Regions from separate parts of the Homo sapiens genome. Here region 1 is linked to region 2. The links are chromatin loops, found by intact Hi-C in ENCODE. Cell type or tissue: breast epithelium. All regions are shown on one strand. Each heading gives the region's core, and the rest is flanking DNA. Links, peaks and the distances in the headings are about the cores only. Region 1 overlaps AP2A2 (adaptor related protein complex 2 subunit alpha 2). Region 2 overlaps TSPAN4 (tetraspanin 4).

Region 1 (11,527 bases), core at 1,736-9,735, 130 kb before region 2:
CCCTTCGAACAGCGCCAGCTGCCAACACCAACGCCAGCAGGCATCAAGACCGCGCACCTCCCGAGGGCACCCCTAATACCCTGCCGCCCCTCCCCACACCCTGCCGCCCCCTCTCCACACCCTGCCACTGGCCTCTCAGGTGCTGGTGACTGTGCCCCCCCACCCCAAGTCCCTGCCTGGAGCCTGGACCCCCAAACCCCAACCTGACTCCGTGACACTTCCAGGGCATCATTCCAAAATGTACTGCCTCTGAGCCCTACCCGCAGCTCACGGCTGTGCACCAGGGGCCCTCAGGCCTCACTGGCAGGGTCCCCATGTCTGCTTCCACCCCTGCCTCGCGTGCCCTGCTCCCCAGCCTGTGCTAAGGTACCTCCCACCCCTCCACGAACGGATGCTCTGCCCTCCCAGTAGCCTCTGCACCATCATCCTCTCCAGACCAGGCCACTATCACCTTCTGCAGAAGTCCACACAGCCCCCCAGGAGTGTAATGCCTCCTGAGGCCCCCAGAACATGAGGCACTTCCTCCAGCCATCCCACCCACAGCACAGCAACCCACGGTCCTGCTCTCAATCCGTCCCCCTCCATGGATGGCAAGGTGCCGAGTAGGCAGGGAGTGGGCCATGTCCAGTTTGGACACTTAGCACCTAGCACAGCCAGAGAACACGCCCTGCCATGCTCGACTGAAAGGACAGAGGGAAACACCATGCCCGGCTGAAAGGATGGAGGGGAGCACCATACCCGGCTGAAAGGACAGAGGGGAGCACCATACCCGGCTGAAAGGACGGAGGGGAGCACCATACCCGGCTGAAAGGACGGGGTGGGGGGAGCATCGTGCCCGGCTGAAAGGATGGAGGGGAGCACCATGCCCGGCTAAAAGGACGGAGGGGAGCACCATACCCGACTGAAAGGATGGGGTGGGGGGAGCACCATACCCGACTGAAAGGATGGGGTGGGGGGAGCACCATGCCCAGCTGAAAGGATGGGGTGGGGGGAGCACCATGCCCAGCTGAAAGGATGGGGTGGGGGGAGCACCATGCCCAGCTGAAAGGATGGGGTGAGGGGAGCACCATGCCCAGATGAAAGGACGGGGTGGGGGGAGCACCCTGCCCGGCTGAAAGGATGGGGTGGGGGGAGCACCATGCCCAGCTGAAAGGATGGGGTGGGGGAGCACCATGCCCAGCTGAAAGGATGGGGTGAGGGGAGCATCATGTCCGGCTGAAAGGACGGGCTGGGGGGAGCATCATGCAGGCCAAGACACAGCACCTGTCTTACTCCTCACAGCAGGAGCTGGCTGAGGATTGCCGCTCATCACGCAGAGGGGCGAGAGCAGACACCGGGCTGACGAATGCCCAGGACCTCAAAATCTGCACAACTGCACTCAGAAGCACACTGCTTCTGTCTCTGTTCAAAACACCCAGAACAACAATCAGGAACGAGGCTCCCGTGACGGCCGTCCCCAGAGCCAGCCCCACCCCACCACAAGTGCTGACACCAGGCCACACTGCCCCAGCCAGGCCAGAGAGGGACCACTGGCTACAGTCAACGAGCACCTGCCTGGCCCCTCTACAGACAGCCCTGCCCTACACCACGGTGCCTGCCCTTGGGGCCTCCTGCCGGGAGTCAGCCCACCCCGTCCCTGTCCCCCTCAACTTCCCAGGCCCACTGTCCTGGAGGGTGGACAGTCCAGCGTGAGAGCCGCCTCCTGGCCCCTGCTCTCTGCAGGTCTGCAGTGCCTCACTGAAGCTCAGTCCATGGTAATTTCACCCCTCAGCATTGAAGCCCCAGCACCTGGGCTCCTCCGTTCACTAAAAGACCCCTGAAAACCCGAGTCTCTCACCTGGGCATGACCACACAACACCTGCCCAGAGCAACCCTGTCACCTGCCACTAGCTCCAACACTGGCTCTCGGCAAAGCTCCCAAGGAGGCCTTGAGCCGCACTTCGCCCAAAAAAAACAAATAACAAAGCGCTTTCTATACAACGGAGGCGCTGTCTCAGCCTCAACAAGAGGCTGTGGTCCTGGCTGGTCACAGTGGCGAACCCCACGCGAGGACACCGGGCCTCCCCCTTAAACCCCACCATCCACAGACACGGTGAGCCTGAGAGGCCTGTGAGTGTGGTGGAGGCCTCAGGCCCTCTTCTCTGCTGACCATGTGGCCTCCACAAGGGTTTCTTCCCTCAGGTTTTGGTTCATGCTCAGTCTTTCACACGTACAGGTTTGATGAGCTTCAGCTATCTGGCAAGTGTGCACACCTACTTTGTGAATAAAAACAACACGGGACATTAAGCTATGGCCTAGATCCCGTCCTTCCCAGAGATCAAGAGGGACACCCAAAAAAGCCAAGCCACAAAGGATTAATTCAAGGGCTCAAAATGCAACACAATTAAAAGAATTTTGCCCACAGGAGTCTGGATTTGTGCAGCCCCAGCGCAGACGGCTGGAGCCTCACTCAGACCTGGGGCTACAGTGCCACCACTGCAAGGACAGGCAGGCCACAGAAGCCGCGCAGGACGGGCATTTTAGTTTTTTTTTTTTTGAGACAGAGTTTCGCTCTTGTTGCTCAGGCTGGAGTGCAATGGCGCAATCTCGGCTCACCACAACCTCCGCCTCCGCCTCCCGGGTTCAAGCGATTCTCCTGCCTCAGCCTCCGGAGTAGCTGGCATTACAGGCATGCGCCACTACGCCCGGCTAATTTTGTATTTTCAGTAGAGACGGGGTCAGGGTTTCCCCATGTTTGTCAGGCTGGTCTTGAACTCCTGACCTCAGGTGATCCGCCCGCCTTGGCCTCCCAAGGTGTACAGGCGTGAGCCACCACACCCGGCCAATAGTTATTTTCAAGACCAAACGACTCTACCAAAAATGCTGATTTTTTTTTAAGACAGGGTCTCGCTGTGTTGCCCAGGCTAGAGTGCAGTGACATGATCTCGACTCACTGCAGCCTCAACCTCCTGGCCTCAGGTGATCCTCCCGCCTCCACCTCAGGAGTAGCGGGGACCACAGGTGCCACCACACCCAGCTTGAAAATGTGGATGAAAACACAGAGGCAGAGGAGCCTTGTATTCAGCATCTCATGGGTTCTCAATCAAGTCCTGCTGGACGGAATCGCAGAGCACGAAGGAAATCCTGCCGCTGAGATTCACGCCTGTGGCAGGAGAGGACTCAGAGGCCACCAGAACTCACAATCTCTTCTCGGATGGAGTAGTCAGCTGTCTCCAGATAGCTCAGCATCTCGGCCACGATCTGTGGGGCGTTGCTGCGGTCGCACATGGCGTAGAGGAGGTCCACGGCCCGCTGCCGCACGCTCACGTCCCGCTCAGTCTGGGGAACAAGGCACAGAGTAAGAGGTCGCAGGAGCAAGGCACAAGCTTGGGGACAGGCTGGGGACAGGCTCGGCACCCGCATCTCAACACCCACTCTGAGTTTCCCTCACATGCACATCCAGGTCCAGGGAGCCGACCTGCACTCGGGCCACGTGTGTCTGGACAGCCCGGAATAGAGTTCCGCCTGCTGGCCCGGCCCTCCCGCACAGGCCAGCTTCGCTAGGACCCAGCGCACTGCCTGGATTCTGCCCGCTCGTCCATGCCTCCCTTGCCCTCCACAAGGGCCAGCTTCGCTAGGACTGAGCGCACTGCCTGGTGCAGGCCATCAAGGACTCCCTTCCATGCAGCCAAAGACCCCACTGCCTCGGACACGGAGCTGCCCCAAGGCAGGTCCTCACGCCCCACCCCAGAGCCCGTGCTGATGGGCCCCCAGGAGGCTCTGCAGCACGAGAAAGCCCGAGCTCTGCTCCCAACAAAGGCAGGAGAGTGGGCACCACCAGCGCTAGCACTGGCCGTGTGCAAATGAGTGTCCAGCCCTTCTGACAATAGGGATTGACTAAAACAAACACCAAAACCAGGACCAAGAAGAATCCAGAATACCAAATGCCCACCACGAGCCCCTTGCACACCACCCGGAATATCTGTGAGCTGCACGCAGACGTGCGGGGGACTGGGAGCAGCCCTGCCACAGCCTGAGGCTGAGCCAGATGGGGGACATGCAGCTCCCCGCCTCCCACTCCCTAACGCATGTGCACCGGTGACTAGGGACTTGGTGGACACACCGCAGGGTCCCCTATGTGGAACGAACCCTCGGGGTCGCTCTGGAGACTCGCAAAGGCTGGCAATGGCCAACCTCAACTGGGCTCTTCCAACTCTGAAATTTTTTTTTTTTTTTGAGACGGAGTCTCGCTCTGTCGCCCACGCTGGAGTGCAGTGGCGCGATCTCGGCTCACTGCAAGCTCCGCCTCTTGGGTTCAAGCCATTCTTCTGCCTGAGCCTCCTGAGTAGCTGGGACTACAGGCACCGGCCGCCACCACGCCCGGCTAATTTTTTTTTGCATTTTTAGTAAAGACGGGGTTTCACCGTGTTAGCCGGGATGGTCTCGATCTCCTGACCTTGTGATCCACCCGCCTCGGCCTCCCAAAGTGCTGGGATTACAGGCGTCAGCCACCGCGCCCGGCCCCAACTCTGAAATTTTAATCCCCGAACAAAGTGAGTTTCCTTTGTAAAAGGGGGATTTTCTTGGAGATAAGGGAAAAAAATTTCATCTTTCTACCAAGAAGAACCATTTCTACTTGTCAGCACTATGCACGCGCAGGATGGCACACGGGGGCTGCCCCCAGCAGGGAAAGGGCTGCCAGAGACTCCTCTGCTCAGCCTAACCAGGACAGCAGGGCCAACCCGGCCATCTCCAGGCAGCATGGCCCTCAACAGTGGTGTGACCTCCCAAGAGTAGGTGACAGGCGGAGGCCAGCAGCACCAGCACCACCTCCATCTCTGCGGGGAGTCAGGAGGCACTGCGTACCCCCAGCCTTCACAGGAAGACCCACGGCACCTGCTCAGGGAGTGAGCAGAACCCAAGGACAGGGCACTCGCCTTCAGGGCGTTGATGACCGTCTCGATGTGCGTCTTGACAGCCTCATGGGAGAACTCAGAGCTGGCCAGCGTGCACATGCTCTCCAGGGCCAGGTAGCGCAGGTTGGTCTCGCGGTGCTGCAGAAACTGGCCCAACTGGTTGCAGGCACGGACGAGCAGGTTCGGCTCACTGTGTGGAGGGAGGGGAAGTGGGTGGGGTTTCCTCAGCAAGTGCAACACAAACTGGACAGAGTCTGCGTTCCCCGACGGGTCCAGATGGCAGACAGCAAAGTCACACGGCACTCACCGCCACCACACTGCTCAAGTGGGAACTCGGGGGCCTCCCCAGATGCAGATGACGCCCGACCCCCACCCCTGACATCCATTTTGTGTCCATCCTGTGCATCCCCACAGTGAGTCAGCAGCCCGTGTGTCCACTGGAGCCTTCCCAGCACCTCCTGAGCCTCAATCTGCATCAGGCCCGCGGGAGGCCGGTCAAGCTGTGACCGGCAATGGGGTCTCAGCCAGAGGCACCAGCCCAGGGCAGGGAGAAGGCCGAGAAGGCCGGGAGCGCGGCTGCTGCCCCACTGACTCTACTGTCTCCTCAGGATGTGGCTTCTCCTCACATAACAACAGAGCTTTCTCCAAAATGGGAAATTTCAGTTTTAATAACTCTCAGTTCTGAAGTGTGACTCTCAGACTGAGTTTTCATCATTTGTAAAAATGCTGTAGTAGCAAATGGGTGGTGTTCACAAGCTGTAGAGAGCGTCTGCCCACAGCCTGGCACGTGCCCTCATTATTGGGAGCCTGGTGAGAACTGCGATCTCATTCTCACAGGACCCTAAAGCATGGCCCCACACGCAAGACCCACGCCAGACCACATGTGGTGCGCCGCAACTGCTGAGCAGAGAAGGCGTGGGAGCAGAGGAGGCAGACCCTCCAGGCTGTGTGGAGCGACCGCCACCCTGCGCCTCTGCGCTTCGTGGATGGGCACAGACGTTTCCAGCACTGCCCTGCGACCCTGGACCCACCAAGTGCGGCTCCACATCCAGCAAAGCCACGGGACATGCGCGCACACCCCCCACCCCACCCGTCTCCTCTCTGTTCCACTACATGAGAAGCCAGTCAGGAGTGGGGATGCTCAGGGGAAGGAGGAAAAGGCCCTCGTGTGGGATGAGACCACAGTCACCAAAGCAATCCACGGTGAGCTCAGAGCAGGAGGGGCCGGGCTGCACAGAAAGAAAAAAAGCATCCGGCAGGGAGCACAGAGGCAGGACGAAGGGGAGGCCCATGGAGTGGACAAACCAGACATGATCCGCCCAGTCTCGTGCCAACGAGAAGGAACGTGTGTGTGTGCGCGAGACGAAGCCTCTCCACAGGCAGCCGACACACCTGTCATGGTGAATGATTAAGCTGATGGCCTCGAAGAGCACGGCATTCTTCGCGTTGGAGTGCTGGACCTTCTTCGACTTGGGCGGTTCTTGGGCTTTGTTCAGGATGGTCTCCAGGCACTCAGTCAGGCGGCCTCGCACTGCAGGGTCTTCTGGGCAAGACAGAACGGTGCTCACCAGTCTCCAGTGGCCCGCAGCCCACCCTGCCCCTCCCGGCTGCACCCATACATCATGAGAGCATTTTTAATATAGTTCATTCACATTTGTGTACCCAGCTGGAAGCATTTACAAAACTGAGACAGGCCGGGCACGGTGGCTCACTTCTGTAATCCCAGCACTTTGGGAGGCCGAGGCAGGCCAGTCACCTGAGGTCAGGAGTTCAAGAACAGACTGGCCAACATGGTGAAACCCCGTCTCTACAAAAACGCAAAAGTTAGCCGGGTATGATGGCAGGTGCCTGTAATCCCAGCTACTCAGGAAGATGAGGTGGGAGAATCGCTTGAACCCGGGAGGCAGAGGTTGCAGTGAGCTGAGGTCGCGTCACTGCACTCCAGCCTGGGCAACAAAGGGAGACTCCATCTCAAAAAGAAAACCTGCACAAATCTGATACTATAAAAGCACAAATAGACCCAAACACTAACAAAACTGTAGGCTCTGCAATAACTGCTCCACGAAAGCCAGCGCATACAGCAGCACTGGCAGAAAGGTCCATGAATCAAGAGACAGGGCTAGTAACACACTTCTTAAAATAACAAACAAACCACTTAAATCTGAGACAGGGAATCAGACTGGCACTGGTGCAGCTTCAGGAGCCGCGGCCTGCGCGTTACCTGGGGGTGGGTAGCACTGCAGCAGTCTCAGCAGTTTGACAGACAGCCAGGGAGCCGGGACAAAATAGTAAGTGTAATCCTGGAGATCTGTGGATGCAGACGTCACGATCTGTAAGACAGCACAGGCAATGAGACACGCTGCCGGACACGAGCCCCTACTGCGGGGACCCAAAGAAAAGCCATACTCACTCCTCGGGTCACGCCTGAGCTGGAAAAATGGTTTTGTTTCATGTGCCAAGAGTGTCTGACACTGCTTGGTACCCCCTGGGTTCGCCGTGAGAGGGCTGCACTGTCACTCGGCAACACGCTGCCGCAGCTGAGTGGCAGCCCTCGCTCGGTACAAGACACCATAGCACCTGGATTTGAAACTACAGTCTTTCCTTTGTGGACCGGCACGTGAATGAAATCAGAGAGAGAGCTTTAGCCTCCTCAGAAGGAAGAAGCACCCCCACCCCCAGAAGCCGGCATTCTGACCCTACCCCACAACCCCACAGGGCCCCCCGACCACAGGCCAACCCAGATGGTGAGCTCACGGAGGCAGGGAGACTGCCCACCTCACTCACATCCCATCTCTGTGTCCAATGCGGCCTTTGGCTTGGCAGATCCTCCGTCAACCTCCTGAACAAGTGACAATCACGACTACCTCGCATTTCCACTGACATACAGCCCGATGTCTCCTGTTTCCCGGAGGTCAGGGTAGTTCCTCCCTTCCTACAAAGCTCACATGTGACACTTTTAGGCCGTAAGTGAACCCATTCAGAAAAGTTCACCCTGACTCCTACCCTAAACTGCAAGATGCCAGCCCAGACTTGGGTCACGGACTCCTGCTGCAAGGAGGCAAGCTCTAGGCTGTCAAAGACAAGGCTGAAAGGCACAAACACAAAGCAGGAAAAGGCAAGAATCACAGCACTTCCGTGACACACAGACACGGCCAACATGAGCTGTCTCTCAAACAAGTACGCACCTAAGGCCGGGCTCAGAGAGAAATGTACAGCCTTAACTGTATATATTTGAAACAAATATAAAGAGAAAAGCAACAAAAATTCATCTCAAGCGTTTAAAAAGAGACTAGGCCAGGTGCGGTGGCTCCCGCCTGTAATCCCAGCACTTTGAGAGGCCAAGGCGGGCGGATCACAAGGTCAGGAGATCGAGACCATCCTGGCTAACACAGTGAAACCCCATCTCTACTAAAAAATACAAAAAATTAGCCAGGCATGGTGGCGGGCGCCTGTAGTCCCAGCTACTCGAGAGGCTGAGGCAGGAGAATGGCGTGAACCCAGGAGGCGGAGCTTGTAGTGAGCCAAGATCGTGCCACTGCACTCCAGCCTGGGCGACAGAGTGAGACTCCATCTCAAAATAAATAAATAAATAAATAAATAAATAATAAAAAGAGACTAGCAAATTAACCCAAAGAAAGTAGAGGAAAGGAGTCCAGGTGCGGTGTCTCATGCCTATAATGCCAGCACTGTGGGAGGCCAAGGCAGGTGCAATCAATCACTTGAGGTCGGGAGTTCGCAACCAGCCTGGCCATTGTGGTGAAACCCCATCTCCATCAAAAATATACAAAAATTAACTGGGCGTGGTGGCGACGGCCTGTAGTCCCAGCTACTCGGGAGGCTGAGGTAGGAGAATCGCTTGAACACAAGCAGAGGTTGTGGTAAACCGAGATCGTGCCATTGCACTCCAACCTGGGCAACAGAGTGCGACTCCGACTCAAAAAAAAAAAAAAAAAAAAAGAAAAAGAAAATATGCACAGTTCCACAACTTATAAAATAAATTGAATTCATAATTAGAAAGTTTCACAGCCAGGCGCAGGGGCTCACACCTGTAATCCCAGCACTTTGGGAGGCCAAGGTGGGCAGATCACCTGAGGTCAGGAGTTCGAGACCAGCCTGACCAACATGGAAAAACCCCATCTCTACTAAAAATACAAAATTAGCCAGGCGTGCTGGCGGGCGCCTGTTAATCCCAGCTACTCGGGAGGCTGAGGCAGGAGAACCGCTTGAACCTGGGAGGCAGAGATTATGGTGAGCCGAGATCGTACCACTGCACTCCAACCTGGGCACCAAGAGCGAGACCCTATCTCAAAAAAAAAAAAAAAGTTTCCCACAAAGAAAACTGCAAGTTCAAATGTTTTTACCAGTTAATGATAAAAACTGTTTGACAAACTAGATAGAGAAAGGAACTTCTTTAATGTGAAGAGTACCAACGACAACAACAAAATTCTAAAGCAGACATCATACTTAATGGTGAAATATTCAACACAAAAAACGGACAACCCAGGGTAAAAATGGGTAAAAGACTCAGGCACTTCACAAAACAAGACACCCAAACAGCCAATCAACATGCAAAGTTGCTCAACCTCATTGATAATCTGGAAAATGTAGATTTAAATCTCAAAGAGGCCGGGTGCGGTGGCTCACGCCTATAATTCCAGCAGTTTGGGAGGCCAAAGCAGGAAGATTGCTTGAGGTCAGGAGTTCAAGACCAGCCTGGCCAACATGGTGAAACCTCATCTCTGCTAAAAATACAAAAATTAGCCAGGCTTGGTGGTGGGTGCCTGTAATCCCAGCTACTCTGGAGGCTGAGGCAGGAGAATCCCTTGAATCCAGGAGACAGAGGTGGCAGTGAGCTGAGACTGCACCACTGCACTCTAGCCTGGGCGACAAAGTGAGACTCTGTCTCAAAAGAAAAAAATAAAAAATAAATCACAGAGCTCCCACTATACACCCAGATGACTAAAACCCAAGAGACTAGCACTACGCGTGCCGCGCCCGCGCCTCCTGCTGCCGCTGTGAGAGCCGTGTGCACGGCAGGGGAAGCTGGTCTGGCAACGCCAGTCTCCTCAGGTTCAGGAGCCGCGGCCCCAGCTGAGCCATCTCGTGCACATGGAAACCAAGGGACATCCAAGACTGCTCATGCTGGAGGATTCACAGCAGCCTCAGAGGGCAAGGAGCTAAGTGTTCAACAGGACAGCAGGTAAACTGCAGCGGACAATTCACACAACCAATTCTATGAAGCATCAAACATGAATGTATAACAGCTGCACACAAAACAAAAATTTTACCATGTTGAGCAAAACAAAAGAATGTGTGCTGCAGGTCCATCTGCATCAAACTCAGAACAGGAAGCTGAATGGCAGGCTTTAGCGTGCACGCCAGATGGTGGGTCCACGAAGCACCAGCCACGCTTCCCCAGTGGGGGACACGGGGCCACTGGGTGCCCCTCCTCCACCCACATGGTGTTGGGTGCTCACTCACACCATGGGAACAGGGAGCTGTGCTTCTGTACAGACAGGACAGTTCTCAACAAGAAGGCTGACAGAGAAGCCAAGTTGGTTTTCATCCCTGAATTTATAAACTGATCAAATACCTTGCATTCTACAAATAAGCTAATAAATAAATAACTAAGACAAAACCCACCCTGACTTCTGCTCCCCCACGAACAGACTTACTCTGCTTAGCCTAGAGACAGCCAGAGACACGGAGGTTTTAAACTCTTCTGGGTTCTTCTGTGCTAAAGTGGTGATCAGACTTGTGGCTGCAGTTACCACACCCTGAAAGAAAACACACACACAAGAGTCAGAACACTTGAAGCTAACCACTTGTGTTCACTCATCTTCCAAAGAAAACCTTAAACCAACCAGCAGCACAGTGGCAGCCCACAGCCACCTCGGCCTCAGGCCTACTCCGAGAAACCTACAATGTTCTCCCAGATGGCACATGCAGATTTTCTTTTTCCAGCTTCTCCTTAAAAACTGGGAAGTTCCGTCATGCTTAGCCCAGATCCCTGCCAGCATCGAAGAGCCAGAGGGCCACGTCCAGCCATGCAGGTCAAGCATGTGGGCTGCACACGCCACCTTGCCTGCTGCCCTCTCCTGGCCTGGCCTCCACCGTCATCTGCACTTGCTGCCTCTGGTTTAATAACGCATGTTCACTGTAGAGGGAGACGCTACCTTTACACTGATCTGAATCTTTACAACCCAGAAGTGAGACTATAGAAAAGAGCAACTGGAGAAGTCCTTTTCCATTCTCCTTTTTGGAAAGTGGCCCTGGCAGTCACTCAACCACCATAGGCTGGATGAGGCCACTAGGCCCAGCACGCGAGTCCTCCCTCCCCGCTCCTCCTGGCCCTCAGTGAGAACAGATTCAGATCCCAGGGCACAAGCAGTCCTCCCCAAAGCACCGGGCAGCCTGTCACCGCTCCAGGACACGGCACCGGGCAGCCTGTCACCGCTCCAGGACACGGCACCGGGCACCCTGTCACCGCTCCAGGACACGGCACCGGGCACCCTGTCACCGCTCCAGGACACGGCACCGGGCAGCCTGTCACCGCTCCAGGACACGGCACCGGGCACCCTGTCACCGCTCCAGGACACGGCACCGGGCAGCCTGTCACCGCTCCAGGACAC
Region 2 (11,527 bases), core at 1,431-9,430:
CAGGGGACCCAGCAGCAGACGGCAGAAGCTCCCCAGGGCCAAGGACGGACAGTGTGATTCACAAAACAAAGTAGTGTGTTCTAGCTCGGAGTGCAACCTCAATAGCCAGGACTTCATCCCAGTATAAACAAATGGCTGAATATATGAGTGAGTGACCAAGAAGAGGCCGCTCTACAGAGGAGAACCCCACGGTGCGCGGCCCGGATGGGGCGCTGGGAGCAGACGGCTCAGGACGCTGCGTCAGAGGGCGGGGGACAACCTGGGGCGCACCCTCCGGGTGGGGTAGCAGTGCCCTTGTGCCCCAGTCGCTATAGAGCCACAGCACAGCCTCCCAGGGTCGCTGGCGCTGCCCCTCCAGGCCTGGTAAATCCACACCCGCTGTCCTGGCTGCCCGTGAGGGCACATGCAGGGCCACTCTGTCCACACCGGGCCCACAGTGCTCCCTGGGAGTGAGGATGGAGCCCCCAGCCCTGCAGTTGGGCCTGCGGCCAAGGCAGCCGTACCTTGTCCGTGTAGGCGAAGAAGAGGATGGCGATGGTGGCCTCCAGCAGGAACACCAGCAGCAGCAGCAGGAAGAACTGTGGAGGGGGCAGGCTCAGACAGGGACCCGAAAGGCCGCACAGCCTCCGCCCCACAGCATGCCAGGGGCCAGGGCCACGTACCTCATGGATACCTGGTGCTGCCAGGAAACCTCTGCCAGGCCCCCACTCCCAGAGAGCCCAGAACGCCGCCCCCACCTCAGAACCCTTGGCCCCAGGTCCAGGGACTGTGGCTGTTGTGTCCTGCTCAGCCCCTGAGTGTGGGGCCCTGGGCTGGCCTGGGCTCCCCTCCCCTGCCCCCATCCCTGGGGCAACCCAGACACCCCCAAGTGGGCACAAATCCCTGTTCCTGAGGCCCCAGCCCCTGTCAGCTGCCTTCAGGACACCTCCATCCAGGGGCCTCTGAGTGTCTGGCAGGTGCCTCGCTGGGTGCCTGTCTTCATGGTGGGAAGATGTCCCAGCAGGGGCCACAGCTGGGCTGCAGAGGCCCCTTCTGCCCACACGTCACAGTCCTCAGGGCAGCCAGCGTGGCTGATGCCCCCTCCAGCAAGACCACAGGCTGCAAGCCCCACCTCTGACCATGCAAGCTTCCCCCGCCTGGCGGCAGCCCCAAAGCTCAGCCTGACCCCAGCCCTGCTGCTCCTCCATGCGGGGGTCAGTGACACCCACAAAAGAGGAGGGCAGGCATGGACAGCATGTGTCCAGGAGCTGGGGGGCCCAGGCAGAGTGGGCGTGAGTGGGGCAGACAGGGTGCTGGGCTAAGGACACAGGAGTCCTTCACCCCCAGGAGGTACCCAGGGTTCTGGTCCCAAGTCACCCATGGGAAAGGGGGTTGGGCTTCGGTCCCTGCAGGCCTGGTGGGGCCCACACACAGCAGCTTCCTCAACTGAGGAGCTCCAAGCCCCAGTAGGGCTGCCACAGACCCCCACCGACTGCCTCCAGGGGTCTCTGGGCCCCAACCTGATGCCAGGGAGGCTGATAGACTTGGGGCTTGCCCCCAGGAAGGGGTACGGAGGGGAGTGGACTGGCTGAGGCGACCTAAGGGAGGCCCCAACCCATCCAGGGCTTCCCAGACAAAGGAGTGATCGGAAGCCTCGTGATTTAGGACCTCAGCAGGCTGCACACCCTCCGCAGGGCCCACGGCCTCGGCCAGGCATGTTAATCAGTAGCAAGCCTGTGTTTCCATCTAGGAGCCCTTTTCCTTTTTAATTATCTGTGATTAACATTTCTAAGGAGGATAAACATATCCCTGCCTGTAAGTCCATCCCCGAGGCGAGGTGGGGGCTGGGATCGTCCCAGCAGCCGGTCCCAGGGAGCTGAGAGACCAGGCCCCCAACAAGAAGCTGGGGAAGGGGCCACAGTGGGGGTGGGGTGGTCAGGAATGAGTCACGGAGACCGCAAGCCCGTGAAAGGCTGCGCATGCGTGTGTACGTGTGTGCGGGGCTGTGCCTGCACTCACCAGGGCCAGTGTCCCGTCAGGGGAGGCCCCTGACAAGGTACAGCACGTTCTCTTGAGTGACCCCCACACCGCTCTGCAAATCACCCCCCAGCCCCAGTGTGGCCTGGAAGACCCAACAGTGGCCAGGGCCCCGGGCCACACTGCCAGCCTGGAGGTCCGGCCCCAGAGGTGGTGCCCACGTCTGGGGGGTCACTGCGGCAGCCAAGGCCTGGGGGCCACCGGAGCCCCACCCTGCGTGGTCCCACCCGGAGCATCGCTTGGGCCCCGGCACTCACAGTGAGCAGGAGGCACTTGTTCTCCTTGATGGCACCCAGGCAGCCCACGAAGCCGATGGCCATGACAAAGGCGCCGGTGATGATGAGCAAGTTGGCAGCCGACAGGGACGGGAAGGAAGAGGACAGCGTGGCGAAGCTCCCCTGTGTGGCGGCCAGCCAGATGCCGACACCCAGCACGCCACAGCCTCCCAGCTGGGGCACAGCAACAGGAGAGACACAGACAGGGTGAGGCCCCAATGCAAGCTCTGGACCCCAGGGCAGAGCCCGGCCCACAAGCCCAAAGCCATGCCGCCTGCCAGCCTGAGCCAGAACCACCCAGAGTCCTGCTAGATCCCACGGCAGCCCGGGGGGGTGTCCAGGGCAGGCCAGTCTTTCCCGACACCCTGGGCTGGCACCCCATCCCCAAACCCACACTCCATGGCCACAGTCGGGGAGGCTCCCTTGTGCCTCTGAACCACTCCCTCTAGGAGGGATCCGCCCAACCCCTGGCCTGGAGCCAAAGGGACGGGATCTTAGGCCCCAGGACGCAGTCTGCACACCCCTAACCCCGCTTCACCGTCTGGTCTGCGCAGGGCAGAAGGCTCACTCCCCACCTGACAGGCCACTCCAGCCTTTCCAGACTGTGCTGTCAGGGAGACCCAGCCCTGCCCTCACTCCGGGATGGGGCTTCCTGGCAGGTGGTCCCAGGATTCCGATTCCCAGCTCCCGACAAGATCTCTGTGATGTCCCCAGCTGTCCCCTGTCACTCGTGGCAGGAGAAACGCTGATTCCCTCACACTCTGCTCCTGGTTATGATTTCTTTCTTTTTTTCTTTTTTTGGAGATGGAGTCTCACCCTGTTGCTCAGGCTGGAGTGCAGTGGCACCATCTGGGCTCACTGCAACCTCCTCCGCCTCCCAGGTTCAAGTGATTCTCCTGCCTCAGCCTCCCAAGTAGCTGGGATTACAGGCATGCCCCCACCACACCCGGTTAATTTTTTGTATTTTTAGTAGAGATGGTTTAGCCACAATAGTCTTTTTTGTTTTTTTTTTGATACCGAGTCTCGCACTGTCACCCAGGCTGGAGTGCAGTGGCGCGATCTCGGCTCACTGCAACCTCCGCCTCCCGGGTTCACGCCATTCTCCTGCCTCAGCCTCCCGAGTAGCTGGGACTACAGGCGCCCGCCACCACGCCCAGCTAATTTTTTGTACTTTTAGTAGAGACAGGGTTTCACCGTGTTAGCCAGGATGGTCTTGATCTCCCAACCTCGTGATCCACCCACCTCGACCTCCCAAAGTGCTGGGATTCCAGGCGTGAGCCACCACGCCCAGCCGCCAGGATGGTCTTGATCTCAATCTCCTGACCTCATGATCAGCCCGTCTCGGCCTCCCAAAGTGCTGAGATTACAGGCATGAGCCACCGCGCCCGGCCAAGTTATGATTTCTTACAGCCACATGGGCACTGGTGGGAACAAAGCAGGCGGGTCCCACAGGAGCACCTGCCACCCGGAGGGCCACCTCCTGCAGTGTCTGTAACCGCCAGAGCTCTTACTGTGTTTCCTAAGTGCTTGTTCTTATAAAAATCAATTAAAACAGGAAGAGGCAGGGGGAGACGAGGGGGTGCTGCGCCCAGAGAGAGGGTGCTAGGCTGCTGGCCCAGCAAGGCCTCAAGGGAAGCAGGGGTCCGCCAGGACCCCACCTTCAGACAGAGGCCTCGGGCTTGGGCCGTTTCAGGATGAGACGGGAGATATGTTCCAGGCCTGGGCACGGGACAAGCAGTCCCCCGAAAATGCTGACCAGCTCCCGGTCTGCAGCGTGGGTGCCCAGGTGGGTGGTGGGTAGACGTCCTGGGGTGCCGACGGTTGACTGGTTCTGGGGAAGGGCCGCGCAGCCCTGGGGGATCCCTGCCCCACCCTGGACTGGACAGGACTTGGGAATGGGCTGGCAAAGCCACCCCTCAACCTGATGAAACCCCTTGGAGCACCCAGACCACATGCCTGAGGACAGGCTCAGACCCCAGGCTCTGGGGGTTCCCGGGGGACTACCAGAAGCCCCAAGTCACCCCATAAAAGCCTCCCAAGCCCCAGTGGCCAGACTCACACCCCACTTTCCAGACAGAAACCAAGGCTGGGATAGCTGCTGGCCACCAGCAGCCGCCCCACCCCCACCTGCAACACCAGCCCAGCTCAAGACAGGCCTGGGGCCTCCACCCTGGCAGGGCCCACGGAGGGCCCATGAGCCCCAACACTCTTGCCTCAGGGGGCCTGGGGGTGGGAGATGCCCCCTCCTCGTGTGCACGCTCACCTGCCCCTCCCTGAGCAGTGCATCAGCCAGCGCCAGGCTGGAGGTTGGAGGCCGCCACCCTTTTACTGGCTGGCTGGCAGGCAGGAGGCTGTGCTGGGGAGATGGGACACAGCTCCCTGCCCAAGGGCCAGCATGGCTGCTGGTGCCCCAAGATTCAGGCCAGGCCTGTCACTGGTGTCTTCGGTCCCTCTGGGCTCCACAGGGTAAAATCCCCTCAGAGCAGATTCCCCCCACTGCTGGGGCCCCACAAGTCCCACACACGCTCAGGCCATCCTGGGGAGAAGGCAGGCTCTGTCCTTCCCCGGCCTTCCAGAGGTAGCATCTCCGCTTAAAGTTCAAAACAGAACGCTGTCCGGAGGCTGCCAGCGCAGGACCTATCTTGGGAAGCTCTGCTGAGCCATTGGCTCCTGGTGCCTGCTGAGCTCTGACACCCACGCCCAGAGCCCCTCCCCAGCAGGCCAGGCACAGCGCACAGGGGAGCTGGACAGACTGGGTGCAGGAAGAGGGGTCACCCCTGTGCTCTGGGCCCCAGGATTGGGAGTACCGAGGCAGGGGCTGACTTGCTGGCTCTGACCACACAGCCCCTCGTGGCTGCAGGGAGCCAATAGGAGACCTGGGCACAGTGCCCAGCCTGGGTGTGGCTTCTGAGCAAAGCCAGCCCCAGAAGCAGCTTAGGGTGATAGGGGAGGCTTCCCAGGAGACCAGGAAGAGGCTTGGGGGTGGCAGCCAGCACAGCCCGGTGGAGGGCGGCCCGGAGACGCACCAGGGGACGGATGCATGAACCTGAGACGTGTGAGTCAAGTTGTGTGTGAGCCCGGGATGCATGGGAGCTGGGGTGCATGTGAGCAGGGGTACATGGGAGCTGGGGTGCGTGTGGGCCCGGGGTGCATGAGTGAGGGTGTGTGTGAGCCGGAGTGCATGTGGGCCCGGGGTGCGTGTAAGAGGGGGTGCGTGTGAGCCCGGGGTGCGTGTGAGCCCGGGGTGCGTGTGAGCCCGGGGTGCGTGTGAGGGGGGTGCGTGTGAGCCGGGGTGCGTGTGAGAGGGGGTGCGTGTGAGCCGGGGTGCATGTGAGCCCGGGGTGCGTGTGAAAGGGGGGGTGCGTGTGAGCCCGGGGTGCGTGTGAGCCCGGGGTGCGTGTGAAAGGGGGGGTGCGTGTGAGCCGGGGTGCACGTGAGCCAAGGTGCGTGTGGGCCAGGGTGTGTGTGAGTGGGGGTGTGTGTGAGCGGGGATGAGTGTGGGCTGGGGGTGGGTGTGTGAGCCTGGGTGCATGTGAGGGGATGCGTGTGACCTGGGGTGCGTGTGAGCCGGGGTGCATGTGAGCCCAGGGGTGCGTGTGAGCCAGGGCACGTGTGAGCCCGGGGGTGCGTGTGAGCCGGGGTGCATGTGTGCCGGGGGTGCAAGCTGTTGGTGTGAGCCCGGGGGTGCGTGAGAGCTGGGGTGCATGTGAGCGGGGATGCGTGTGACCCAGGGGTGCGTGTGAGCCGGGGTGCATGTGTGCCGGGGGTGCAAGCTGTTGGGGGTGTGAGCCCGGGGGTGCGTGAGAGCTGGGGTGCGTGTGAGCGGGGATGCGTGTGACCCAGGGGTGCATGGGAGCCGGGGGTGCATGGGAGCCCAGGATGCGAGCCGGGGGTGCGTGTGAGCGGGGGTGGGAGGCGAGGTGCATGCAAGCGGGGGTGCATGTGAGCCGGGGTGCGTGTGAGCGGGCGTGAATGTGAGCCAGGTGCATGGGAGCCTGGGGTGTGTGGGAACCGGGGTGCATGTGAGCGGAGGTCCGTGGGAGCCTGGGGTGCGTGGGAACTGGGTGAGCAGGGTGTGTGAGCGGGGTGCGTGTGGGCCGGAGTGCGTGTGAGCCGAAGTGCGTGTGAGCAGGGGTGCGTGTGAGCCGGGAGTGCATGTGAGCCTGGGGTGCATGGGAACCGGGGTGAGTGTCAGCGGGGGTGGGATCCGGGGTGCATGTGAGCCAGGGTGTGTGTGAGCCAGGGTGGATGTGTCTGGAGTGTGCAGGACCAGAGGCCAGCTCCGTGGCAGAAGTGCCAGGGGACATCCCTAATTAAGAGAATCTGTCCTCACTGGGAGCACTGGGCTTGGGGCACAGCCCCAGGGTGGGCAGGGGTCTGCCAGCTCTACAAAGATGCCCCCACTTCCCGGGGGACCTGGCCCTGCTATGGGATGCACCAGCAGCTGGGGGATGGGCTGTCCAGGGTGCTGACTGTGAACGCGGCGCCCCCACCCACCCCTTTGGAGAGGTGTCCCTCGTAACATTCTGGAGCACAGGAGAGGCCTGGACAGGCAATGGCCCACTCAATGGTCCCTCCAGACCGTCGGGCACAAGGTCACACACACCATGTACAGACAAGGCCATGCGGAACTGAGGGGCATTCCCGAGCACACAGGAACCCCAGCCTGCCCCTGGGCTGTCCCCATATCCTCCCGCAGTTCCCAGGTCTTGTGGAGGGGCAGACAGGGCACCAGGGGGACCCACAAACGGCCTGACACCATCACTGCCCCAAGAACTGGGCAGAGAAGGGATATGGCCCTGGGTCCAGATCACCAGGTGATGAGGGCAGGAGGTCAGAGGGAAACGAGGCCCCAGGAGAGGAGATGGCCATCAGCAGCTCAGAGTACATCCTGGCCTCAAGCGCCAAGCAACCCCACAAGTCTCATTCCAGACGAAATGCCCAGGCTGGGGGTGAAGGTCCCTGAACTGAGGGGAGGTGCTAGCACAACAGAGAAAACTGTCATTTAAAACCCAAACTGGGGCCGGGCGTGGTGGCTCACACCTGTAATCCCAGCACTTTGGAAGGCCGAGGCGGGCAGATCACGAGGTCAGGAGATGGAGACCATCCTGGCTAACACGGGGAAACCCCGTCTCTACTAAAAAATACAAAAAATTAGCTGGGCGTGGTGGCAGGCACCTGTAGTCGCAGCTACTCAGGAGGCTGAGGCAGGAGAATGGCGTGAACCCAGGAGGCGGAGCTTGCAGTGAGCAGACATCATGCCACTGCACTCCAGCCTGGGCGACAGAGTGAGACTCCGTCTCAAAAAAAAAAAAAAAAAAAACCCAAACTGCCTGCTCCATCTGCCTCTGCCTTCCAAGGACGCAGACCTCTCCTGTCATCAGGAAAATGAGCTGTTCCAAGCTCCCCTCGCCCCATGGGGATGTGTCGAAGGACACAGGGAGGACATGTGCAGAGTGACTGGTGCCATGCCAGGTGTGGGAAACCCCGTTCCATGGGGGCTGGGCAGGAAGGAACCCTACACCTCCAGCCCTGGGCCCCTCCCACAACTGCCCCAGCCCTGGTGGGAACTGATTTCCCTAATTAACACTCCACGAAACATCCTCACCTCCACCGGAGACGGCAGGAAAGAGACACCCACTGTCACCAGACGGGCTCGGTCACACACACTGTGACAGACAACAGCCCACGTTGCCACAGACGCCTCACACCATCACACGTGGCCACACGCGCGCGTTACCGCCCTGCAACCTGGCGTCCCCCGGGCCCCGAGGCCCCAGCGTGCTGGCAGACCCACACAGATAAAATGCGTGCACGTGGTTAATAAAATTACCTGCAATTTTGAAAGTGTTTCTGCATATGCAGCTTTTAAAACATTTTGGCAGGAAAATTATAGCCTCAAAGCGCAAGAGAAAATGGGCCCCATTAGCTTGGAGACAGAAAATCAAAAGCAGGATGAGCAGGGCTGAGGCCAGGAGGGCCAGGTCCCTCTGGTCAAATGCAGCCAGATGGGGAGCAGCTAGGGGTGTGGCTGGCAGCCTGCGCACCCTCCCAGGGTCCCACCCAGCATCTGGGCCTGGACCCGGAAACCAGAGGAGCTCCCTCCCCACACGCTCAATACAAATAGGAATAGGCTGAAAGCCTCCCTCCCTCACTGCTGCCCCGCCGCAGGCCAGACACAAGCTCAGGTGGGAGGTTGACCCCGCCCCATGACAGCTGGGGAGAGGAACCCTAGGAATGATGGCAGCTGGGGGAACAGCCCAGGAGAGGGGCTCCGTCCCAGACCTCTTCACCTCCAGTCAGCGGTGCCTGGGGCCTGTCCTTCTCCCAGACATCAGCTCACACTGTCCACTGCCCAGAACCTGTCCCCAGGACCTGCGTGAGACCATCTCTGGCCAATGTCCGTCCAGCATACCAGGCCCCAGGCTCAGTCCATCAGACACTCGCTCACCCTGATCTTCAGCAGCAACTGATGGCTCTGCCCAAGATTAGGAGCCCAAAAGGCTTGGAGGGCCGTCCCTCAGCACCCACCCAAGAGGCTCGGGGGGCCGTCCCCCAGCGCTGGGCGTGTGCAGGTGCTGCTGAGGCCCATGCATTCTCTGCTCTGCCCTTCTTTTCCAGTCTGGACAGCCCACCTGAGCCTCTTGGGCAGGTGCTGCGGGACGGCCCCCTTGAGCCTCCTGTAGGCCTTGGGCAGGGGTGCAGTCACTGGAGTCCATCGAGTATGCTCCCTCCGGGCCCACGGGGGCCACGCTGGCCAGCTCTCAGCCCTCAGCCCACTGCCCCTCTGGCCATGCGGCTTTGTGGCAGATGGCTGGGCTGCCAGCCACGTCCTTGGAATAGGATGGGGGGCTGGGTCCCTGCAGGGGCCAGGGCTCTGTCCAGACACAGGGATGCTAGCAGCCAGCACAGCCTCAGGACCCTCTGGGCTGGCGGGAACGTCCCCGTCATGGCTGGGATGCTGGTTTCCAGGGATGACAAGTCTGTCCACTTACAATCTGTGTGGCTCGCTGTGATTTGTTTCCTTAAAGCTGTGGGCCCTGAGCGACGTCCTGTTTCCACATCCCCATCTGTCCTCCGTTCCCTCACCCCTGACCCTAGGAGCTCTCCAAGGGACCCCAGGGCCCAGAGATGAGGAGACCAGCCCCACCCAGTGACCAAGGCCCACCCTGAGGCCAGTGTCCAAAGCAGGGAGAGCAGAACAGCCCTCGTCAGTGGGCACCTGCCCAGGGTGCCAATGCTGGCTCCTGCAGGGTGGGTAGGAGTTTGCTGGAGGCACAGGAATCCAGGAGGAGACTGTGACCCAGCGGGGCTGTGGGTGCAGCAGGGCTGCGTGGGAACAGCAAGGAGGTGGCCTGCCGTCATCAGGCCAGGACCACGGCTCACATCGCACAAGCGCGGCTGGAAGCCCAGGTCCCCCACGCTCACTCCCGTCCCCCTGCGTGGGCCTCCTGACTTCTCTGCCTGCCCCCTGCAGCCCTGGGCTGCCAATGCCACATCTCTGCCCCCAGAGACAGCCCTCTCCACACAGAGGCCCGGCCTGCCTGCCCTGCCGCCAGCTGGGACCTGGAACCTGCAGAGGCCCCGTGGAGCCAGGCCTGTGTCACTGGGTGGACAAGTCTGACCTACCCCCAACAGCACCAGAGCTGCCTGGAGCCCACAGCTGGGTAGGCAGTGTCCCCCGACCGACCGCTGCTGCTCCCCACCCACAGGGAGCCACACACTCCCCAAGGCTCAGACACGCTGTGGTTGCCAGCGTCAGGGCCTTTGTTCAGAAACGGATTGTTTCCGAACAATTGATCCAAAGGCTGGCCTGGGATGTTAAACTCCTCAAAGAGAGGCCTGGGAGCTGAAGGCAGAGCCCTCTGCCACCCTTGGGGACACTGTGCTGCCCAGAGGCCAGCGCCAGGCAGGCCGGCCATGCCATCTGCCAGACATCGTCTCAGCTCATCCCAGGGGAGGGGAAGCCAAGGCTGGCCCCCACTGCACCCCCTCCACCAGGCTCACTGCTGATCTTAGAGCAGAGGCCTCAAGCGCAGCCAGGACTTTCCTTTGGAACAACAGAGAGTGGGCAGTGAGGCTGAGGGGCCCCCACACCTCCAGGGTTGACAGCCCAGGCAGCGCAGAGCCAGGACAGCCCCCGTGCCCCTCCAGGCTGGGGCCCTGGACCACCTGGCTCCGAGACTCACACTGCCCACCTGGGGGGTCTCCCCGGGGATCAGCGCAGGTGGTGGGGAACTGAGAGGCCTCCCACATTTCCATTCAACCCCCGAGCCAGGCCAGTATATGGGGACCTCACCCTCTACCGCCCCACATGGTGCAGATGGGAAAATGAGGCCTCAAGGAGGGCAGAACCTGCCCGGCGTCCCGCACTGGCAGGTGGGACTCCAACCCCCACCCGGTCCCCCAGCCAGGCCCTAACCATACAGTGCGGAGACGGCCGGAGCTTCCACCAAGCTCCTGGTGCTGCGGGTGAAGAGAAAGGGGAGCAGCACCCACCCTGGGGAGCAGCGTCTGGAAGGAGCCGAGGCCAGGAGGGCGGGAGGACAGCCCTTCGTGGTGGCACCTTGCTAAATAGCTCGGCTGCCTCCATCCCTGACAGGCGGGAAGAGCAGGCCCCGTCCTCTCCCCTCCGCCCCGGGACCTCCACTTCCATTAGGGGAAGAGTGTCGCTGGCAGCAGCTGAGCTGACCAGGCAGCACAGAGGCCTGAAGGTGGGGGTCCCAGGGCAGCAGAGCCCCCCACGCCCTCACCATTGCTAACCTGTGTCTGTGTCGGCACCTGCCTTGGACCAGGACACCTCGCTCAGGCTCACGGGCCCTGCACCCAGCCTCCCCCGGAATGAGGCTCCCAGGAGACACCCCGGCCCCACCACAGGCAGCCTGCTTCCCACTCCCCAACCTCTGCAGGGAGGGCTCAAAGGAAGGCTCAGTGGCTGTGCCCCAGCGGAGCTGCCATCACCGGGTGAGGGCCTCTATTTGCTGAAGGCAGGTAGCATGTCCCCAGATGTCCATGGGGTTAGGAGTTGGCACCAGTGCTCTGAACTCTGAAGGCCCCACCGGGTCCCCCACCACCAGGCCAGGACACATCCTACCTCCCCACCCTGGCTGCCCCAGGAACCCTCCCCACTCCACCCAAAGCTGGAGGCTCTGAGCACAGACTCTTGCCAGCAGCCCCACCCTCCCAGACCCCAGCAAAGATGCCTGCCTGGGAAATCCGAACCAACGCTGTAAAGA

Evidence for each region. A loop is a pair of places that touch in the nucleus more often than their neighbours do. Peaks named below come from ENCODE experiments on the same cell type or tissue, not always from the same donor. Only the 100,000 strongest peaks of a DNase experiment are listed, where the experiment ranks them.
Region 1: it touches region 2 in a loop (2.5-fold over the local background); 2 of 110 quality-filtered maps call a loop at or near these places.

The regions. Positions count from the first base shown.
Region 1 is chr11:980,343-991,869 of GRCh38, reverse strand. It overlaps AP2A2 (adaptor related protein complex 2 subunit alpha 2), which reads right to left. Exons shown (of 22, transcript NM_012305.4): 6 at 10,571-10,672; 7 at 7,117-7,225; 8 at 6,288-6,435; 9 at 4,917-5,085; 10 at 3,181-3,318. Among named protein-coding and RNA genes, the nearest start is that of MUC6, 51 kb to the left of the region's middle. In breast epithelium, for the core only: no CTCF peak of the experiment used is centred there; a DNase peak (open chromatin) is centred at 5,049; H3K27ac peaks cover 662 bases.
Region 2 is chr11:853,488-865,014 of GRCh38, reverse strand. TSPAN4 (tetraspanin 4) reads right to left here. Exons shown (of 9, transcript NM_003271.5): 4 at 2,274-2,465; 5 at 504-578. Among named protein-coding and RNA genes, the nearest start is that of TSPAN4, 16 kb to the right of the region's middle. RefSeq lists enhancers at 753-1,286, 3,955-4,489, 4,490-5,022, 5,023-5,556, 5,557-6,090 and 1 more. In breast epithelium, for the core only: no CTCF peak of the experiment used is centred there; a DNase peak (open chromatin) is centred at 5,176; H3K4me3 peaks cover 748 bases; H3K27ac peaks cover 1,211 bases.